2 separate regions of the Homo sapiens genome follow, and region 2 is linked to region 1. The links are chromatin loops, found by intact Hi-C in ENCODE. Cell type or tissue: heart right ventricle. All regions are shown on one strand. Region 1 overlaps SPPL2A (signal peptide peptidase like 2A). Region 2 has its middle 22 kb from the start of SPPL2A.

Region 1 (4,000 bases):
CTCGAACTCCTGACCACAGGTGATCTGCCCACCTCAAGCCTCCAAAAGTGCTGGGATTACAGGTATGAGCCACCATGCCCGGCAAGTATGTTCTCTTTTGTATCTGACTACTTTCACTTGGCATTACGTTTGAGATTCATTCACGCCTCTGCATGTGGTATATGGCTTACTTATTGGTGAACAGTATTCCATTGTGTAAATATAACGTAATGTATTCACCCATTCAAAGTTTGATGGACATTTTGATTGTTTCTGCACTCTCTCTCTCTTTCTCTCTCTCCTGGAACTCCCTGCATATCAATTCATAGAGATCTTCATTGTTTAGAGCTGCACTGCACTCAACTGTGTGGCTATACCAAAATTAAGTGTGTGTATATATACACACACACACATACATATATACACACACACACATATATACATACACACACACACACACACACACATATTTTTTTGAGATAGAGTTTCACTCTTGTTGCCCAGGCTGGAGTGCAATGGCGCGATCTTGGCTCACTGCAACCTCCGCTCACTGCAACCTCCGCCTCCCGGGTTCAAGCGATTCTCCTGCCTCAGCCTCCCGAGTAGCTGGGATTACAGGCATGCACTACCACGCCTGGCTAATTTTTTGTATTTTTAGTAGAGACGGGGTTTCTCCATGTTGGTCAGGCTGGTCTCAAACTCCCGACCTCAGGTGATCCGCCTGCCTCGGCCTCCCAAAGTGCTGGGATTACAGGCGTGAAATTAAGTATATTTTTAAAGTCTATTTCAGTGTATGTGTTAAAATCATAATTCATATTTCCTTCTCTATATGAGTTCAAATGCATTAACATAAGATCTGCTTATTTAAGAAGTAGTTCATTACAAGACTGGTGTTCTGGCATAGAAGCAAAAAAATTCCATAATAATCATAATAAGTATCAGGGCAAGATAGGAAACAATTCATCCTTAATCTAAAAGCAAATACATTGAGTATTCATACCTGTCTTCATTTCGAAACACAGCCCAAACAACAGCTACTGCTATGCACAGTCCAGAGAGAAAAATAAGTCTCACTTCCATGTTTTTGCCACGACATGCAATCCTAAAAAACAGATTAAAATAGTTAACACTGCAGATGAAGTACAATGTTCACTTGATATAAGAAGTAGCAAATATTAACCACAGTCATAAGAAGTGACTGAAATATCAATTTTGAAAGTCTTGATTTTAAGTAAAACAAATGAGACGTAATAAAATGTTTATCAGTCCAATATAATTTTCTGTGATGATGAATAATGTACTATATCTGTGCTGTCCAATATAGTAGCTACTAGTCATATGTGGCTATTGAGCACTTGAAATGTGGCTAATAAGAATGAAAAACTCAATTTTTAATTTTATTTAATTTTACTTAAATTTAAATTTAAACACCTGTAGGTCCAATGTATATTGGACTATATAGGTTTCAAATAATACTCCTACTTTTGTATTGTTTCAAATTATAAACACCAACATTATAAGATTTCCTGTAAGAGATACGTACGTGCATTGTCCATATGGTATCTTATGAATTAGTGCAGCAAGACAGTTGTACAGACTCATTGCTGATGCTATGCAGAAAATTGCTATCATAACATAAACTGAAAAAAACAAAACACTAAATTACATGAGAACAGAAGGAAAGGTGATAAGAAAATATTTATACAAGCAATATTAATTCTTTACTTTCTTTATTGAATCATACTTCCAATGAAGTGACTATACGATGACCTGAATTACTTACTAAGCTGAAATTTAGATCGTGAGGTTTTTTGTTTTTTTTTCTGAGAGTCTCACTCTGTCGCCCAGTCGCCCAGGCTGGAATGCAGTGGTGTAATCTCGGCTCTCACTGCAATCTTTACCTCCTGGGCTCAAGTGATTCTCATGCCTTAGCCTCCTGAATAGCTGGGATTACAGGCATGCGCCACCATACCCAGCCAATTTTTGTAGTTTTAGTAGACGGGGTTTTGTCATGTTGGCCAGGCTGGTCTCAAAGTCCCGACCTCAGGTGATATGCCTGCCTTGGCCTCCAAAAGTGCTGGGATTACAGCAGTGAGCCACTGCACCCAGCTGTCTTCTTTTTAAATAGCGATGAATTTAAGGAAATCTCTTACCAAAAACTAAAATATGCTTTCAGGTAAAGTAGAGGGCTCTCTTTTTTCTATCAATGACTACTATAAACTAAGAGTTGATAACAGAAATTAATCTGAAGGAGTATTAAATTAATAAAATCACCTGTTTGATGCCAACATAATACAAATATCATTTTAGTACTCGCTCTCTCAACAACAGTTTAAAATGAGTGATATTAACAAAATGAGTTTTTTTTTTGAGATGGAGTCTCACTGTGTCACCCAGGCTGGAGTGCAATGGGGCAATCTTGGCTCACCGCAACCTCCGCCTCCCAGGCTTAAGCGACTCTCCTGCCTCAGCCCCTTGAGGAGCTGGAACTACGGGCACGCACCACCATGCCCAGCTAATTTTTGTATTTTTAGTAGAGACAGGGTTTCACTATGTTGGCCAGGCTGCTCTTGAACCCCTGACCTCAAGTGATCCACTTACTTTGGCCTCCCAAAGTGCTGGGATTACAGGCGAGAGCCACCGCATCTGGCCAGAATGACTTAATTTTAATTAAAAAATACATGTCATAAGCTGGGTACAGTGGCTCACACCTGTAATCCCAACACTATAGGAGGCCGAGGCAGGTGGATCTCCTGAGGTCAAGACTTTGAGATCAGCCTGGCCAACATGGTGAAACCCTGTTTCTACTAAAAATACAAAAATTAGCTGGGGGTGGTGCCAGATGCCTGTAATCCCAACTACTTGGGAAGCTGAGGCAAGAGAATCGCTCCATCTCAAATAAATAAATAAATACAAATAATAAAAGTACAAATATTAGCTGGGCATGGTGGGATGTGCCTGTAGTCCCAGCTACTTGGGAGGCTGAGGCAGGAGAATCGCTTGAATGCGAGAGGCAGAGGTTGCAGTGAACCCAGATTGTGCCACTGCACTCCAGCCTGGGTGACAGAGCAGAGCAGAGCAAGACTGTCTCAAAAAAAAAGATATCATAGGTCTAGTTTTTAAACTGCTGTCACAGGACAAGAGAAACTGAACAAAAACTGAATGAGGCTGGGTGCGGTAACTCACGCCTGTAATCCTAGCACTTTGGGAGGCCAAGGCAGGTGGATCACTTGAGGTCAGGAGTTCGAGACCAGCCTGGTCAACATAGTGAAATCCCGTCTGTACTAACAATACAAAAATTAGTCGGGCACAGTGGCGCACACCTGTAATCCCAGCTACTCAGGAGACTGAGGCAGGAGACTCACTTGAACCTGGGAGGTGGAGGTTGCAGTGAGCCAAGACTGCGCCACTGCACTCCAGCCTGGGCGACAGAGCAAGACTCTGTTTCCAAAAAAAAAAAAAAAGCTGAATGAAACAAATCCTAGGCCCTAGTTTTCTAGTCCAGAAATTTATGCTAATGCTATACACATAAGCATGGTAGCCTTTGGTGGTTCTTAAAAGGGCTTTTTGCTAGTTCTTATCAGGTACACTCCTTTTACCCTGGTCTCCCTTCTCTTTGTGCTGTATACTGTCCAGGGATGGCAAATTTCCATTCTATTAAGCCATTAATAAGACTGTTCAGGAGATGGACAAGCCATTATAGTTCCTGCTCCCACTTTCTTCAAGGAAAAAAAGAACTAGTTACTTTCTAGACCACAGGGAAGTACCTGTGTGTCTTCAGATATATGATCCTAACTGTTTATATAAGTAACATAAAATTCAAGCAATAAAACATCTTGATTTGCAAATTGACAAAAGATAAACTACACTTGGGAGTAAGTAGAGGCAATACATCAGTAATTTGAATAATCTTCTATTTCATGTAACTAAATATAGCCACCAAGAACTCCTTAATCCACTGCTTAGATACTGAGCTATATCATTCATCTACAGAGAGGAAAACTTAGGGACCATGGCAATT
Region 2 (4,000 bases), 51 kb after region 1:
ATGTGTTAATTTATGTATTTTTTATGTATTTAGATCTTAGGTACCGAGGGTTGAATTAAATGGCATTCTTCAGTAACTGGCATGTTATCACTGTTGGTCCCATGAAGACCCCCCATTCTATCTATGTACCTATCTATTCATCCATTCATTCCATTTTATCACCATACTGTTTCCATTCCCCTACTCCCATTGGCAATTTAATGTATTTAATAGATATCTTTTTATTTGAATGTATTATGCAAAATATGTATGATTTTATGTGCTTGCTATGGGGTACACCTGATCCATTATATCCAACCTATTCTTTTTTTTTTTTTTTATTTGAGACAGAGTCTCGCTCTGTTGCCCAGGCTGGAGTGCAGTGATGTGATCTCGGCTCACCACAACCTCCTCCTGGGTTCAAGCAATTCTCCTGCCTCAGCCTCTCGAGTAGCTGAGATTACAGGCATTTGCCACCATGCTTGGCTAATTTTGGTACTTTTAGTAGAGACAGGGTTTTACCATGATGACCAGGCTGGTCTCAAACTCCTGACCTCAGGTGATCCATCCATCCCGGCCTCCCAAAGTGCTGGGATTATAGGCATGAGCCAGTGCACCTGGCCCAACCTATTCTCTCTCTCAGTGGTGGCACCCATGTTGCTTCCTATTCCCCAGCACCATATACATTTCTTCAGTGAACACCCTCTTCTTACATGCTCCCTGAGAAACCAACTACTCCATGTAAACTGATTTCTCACTGGGCTTTTAAAATATTGTTTAAAAATCTATTCTTTGCCTCTAAGTTAAAATATACTGGTCTATATTTTTAATCTGTGAACTTTATAGTTTTACCATTCACATTTAGGTCTTTAAATGGTCTAGGTTCCATATGTGATGTTAGATGTGGATTCTGTTTTATTTTCTTCCATATGGTGAACCAGTTTTCCAACATCTCCTACACAATCTGTTTCTTTCATAATGACTTGTGGTTCCACTTTTATTGCACAATAAATTTCAATCTGGAAATGGGTTGCCGCGGAGCTCTTCTCTTAATCCATGAATTTATTCCCAGTGAGAACTTTGCACTTTCAGAGAAACAAACACTTGTGTAGATTTATCAGAGAACTCCACACACCCATCCCTTTCTGGTATCCAATTACCTGGCAAGTCAAATGAAGAATCAGAAATTTTCTTGGTGAGTATGGAGTTAAGATAAAAGATATCTTTTTAAGGGATATTTTTATGTGCACATCTAATCCAGAAAAATAATCCCTGCCTTATAACAGAATAGCTCTCTGCTGAGCAGAACATTTGTAATTAGACAATGCTTATTTGGCTCTTCATCTCTAGGTACTAAACAAATTCTTCCCCTTTTTTATAGCACACTCATTCTTCAGGCTGGCATGGTACGAGTCATCAGAGTTAAATGTGTATAGAACAATCACATTCCAGGCTTGCCTTCTGAGATTTTTCCACCTCCCATCAGTGATAGGCAATTCAACAGACGAGAGGTGTTATAGCTTTGAACAGAGGTTCATTTGAATCCCGGCTATATTACTCCTTAGCTATGACAGACACTGTTTAATGCCTACCTATCAGCCTTTTTCACCCTTTACTTCTTCTACCTGTATTTCCATCAACTCCTAGGTCTTTTTTTTTTTTTTTTTTAAACGGAGTCTTGCTGTGTCGCCAGGCTGGAGTGCAGTGGCGTGATCTCAGCTCACTGCAACCTTTGACTGCCTGGTTTAAGCTATTCTCCTGCCTCAGCCTCCTGAGTAGTTGGGATTACAGGCACGTGCCACCACACCCAGCTAATTTTTGTATTTTCAGTAGAGACGGGGTTTCACCATGTTGGCCAGGATGGTCTCAATCTCCTGACCTCGTGATCCGCCCGCCTTGGCCTCCCAAAGTGCTGGGATTAAAGCCGTGAGCCACCTCACCTGGCAACTCACAGATCTTTCTTACTAGATTTTTTCCATTTGGCTATGTGTGCAGTCTCAGGGAATAAATCATATTTATAGTTTAGGGCTATAAATATGATGCTTGGAGCAGAGGTAGCCACCTTGTGACCATGAGAAAATAGCCTAAGTTTTTTTTTTTTTTTTTTTTTGAGACTCACTGTCACCCAGGCTGGAATGCAATGATGCGATCTTAGCACACTGCAACCTCCGCCTCCTGGGTTCAAGCGATTCTCCTGCCTCAGCCTCCCGAGTAGCTGGGATTACAGGTGCCCACCACTACACCTGGCTAATTTTTGTATTGTTAGTAGAGGTGGAGTTTCACCATGTTGGTCAGGCTGGTGTCGAACTCCCGACCTCAGGTGATCCGCCCACCTCAGCCTTCCAAAGTGCTGGGGTTACTGGCTTGAGCCACTGCGCCTGGCCAATAGCCTAAGATTAAAAAGTCTGTTTACTTATGATGGTATATCAGAAAGATAGAGGGCTGAGTGCAGTGGCTCCTGCCTGTAGTCCTAGGCCTTTGGGAGGCTGAGGCAGGCAGATCACCTGAAGTCAGGAGTTCCAGACCAGCCTGGCCAATATGGTGAAACCCTGTCTCTACTAAAAATACAAAAATTAGCCAGGTGTGGTAGCAGGTGACTGTAATCCCAGCAATTTGGGAGGCCGAGGTGGGCAGATCACCTGAGGTCGGGAGTTCAAGACCAGCCTGACCAACATGGAGAAACCCTGTCTCTACTAAAAATACAAAATTAGCCGTGTGAGGTAGCGCATGCCTGTAATCCCAGCTACTTGGGAAGCCGAGGCAGGAGAATGGCTTGAACCCAGGAGGCGGAGGTTGCAGTGAGCTAAGATCACGCCACTGCACTCCAGCCTGGGCAACAAGGGTGAAACTCTGTCTCAAAAAAAAGAAAAGAAAAGAAAGAAAGATAGAGAAGGAGACTGTGTTCTGAAGGAAATTATAGAGTTGTTGAATTAATCCTGGAACCACCTACCTCCAAATCGCTCCGTTAGGTAAGCAGTAAGTGCTCTTGTGGCTTAAGCACTTGATATTCAAAGTGTGGTCTGCAGACCAGTAACGGCGTCACTTGATTGCTTATTAGAAATGCAGAACCTCACCCCACCCCCACAATGAATTATAATCTGTGTTTAACAAGATCCCAAGTGATTCTTTTTTTTTTAAGACAAGGTCTCACTCTGTCACCCAGGCTGGAGTGCAATGGTGTGATCACAGCTCACTGCAACCTTGACCTCCTGGGCTCAAGTGGTTCTTCCCACCCCAGCCTCCCAAGAAGCTGGGACTACAGGCACCGGACACCACACCCAGCTAATTTTTGTATGTTTTGTAGAGATGGGGTTTCGCCACATTGCCCAGGCTGGTCTCAAACTACTGGGCTCAAGTAATCCACCTGCCTCAGCCTCCCAAAGTGCTGGGATTACAGGTGTGAGCCACCATGCCCAGTCCCAAGGGATTCTTTTTTTTGGGGGACAGAGTCTTGCTCTGTCACCCAGGCTGGAGTGCAGTGGCGCGATCTCCGCTCACTGCAAGCTCTGCCTCCTGGGTTCACGCCATTCTCCAGCCTCAGCCTCCCGAGTAGCTGGGACTACAGGCGCCCACCACAATGCCCGGCTAATTTTTTGTACTTTTAATAGAGACGGGGTTTCACCGTGTTAGCCAGGATGGTCTCGATCTCCTGACCTTGTGATCCTCCCGCCTCGGCCTCCCAAAGTGCTGGGATTACAGGCGTGAGCCACCGCGCCCAGCCGTGATTCTTACACAGATTAAAATTTGAGAAACACTGGTATAAGCTATTCCTCATAAGTTTTTATTTCTTGCAGTTGAATCCATCCTAATTGACACTCTGACATTCGCCAAGTTACCCAAGACATACAAGCCTCATTTCCTTATCTGTAGTGCTAACATAACCATCCAAGGGGTTCACTTTGCCCCCTGCCTAGACAGAGCCCATTTATCAAGTCAGGGGAATTGCAGTAGAGAAAGAGTAGTTCACGCAGGGCTGCTGTGCAGGAGACCAGAGTTTTATTATTACTCAAATCAGTTTCCC

The links. Hi-C counts contacts between places; a loop is a spot of excess contacts. Peaks named below come from ENCODE experiments on the same cell type or tissue, not always from the same donor. Only the 100,000 strongest peaks of a DNase experiment are listed, where the experiment ranks them.
Region 2: a loop joins it to region 1, with 7 times the contacts of the local background. A loop is called at or near these places in 1 of 110 quality-filtered maps.

What each region holds. Positions count from the first base shown.
Region 1 is chr15:50,735,122-50,739,121 of GRCh38, forward strand. It overlaps SPPL2A (signal peptide peptidase like 2A), which reads right to left. Exons shown (of 15, transcript NM_032802.4): 7 at 1,523-1,619; 8 at 980-1,081. Among named protein-coding and RNA genes, the nearest start is that of SPPL2A, 29 kb to the right of the region's middle. In heart right ventricle, no CTCF peak of the experiment used is centred here; no DNase peak of the experiment used is centred here.
Region 2 is chr15:50,785,664-50,789,663 of GRCh38, forward strand. No RefSeq gene overlaps it. Among named protein-coding and RNA genes, the nearest start is that of SPPL2A, 22 kb to the left of the region's middle. In heart right ventricle, no CTCF peak of the experiment used is centred here; no DNase peak of the experiment used is centred here; H3K27ac peaks cover 1,133 bases.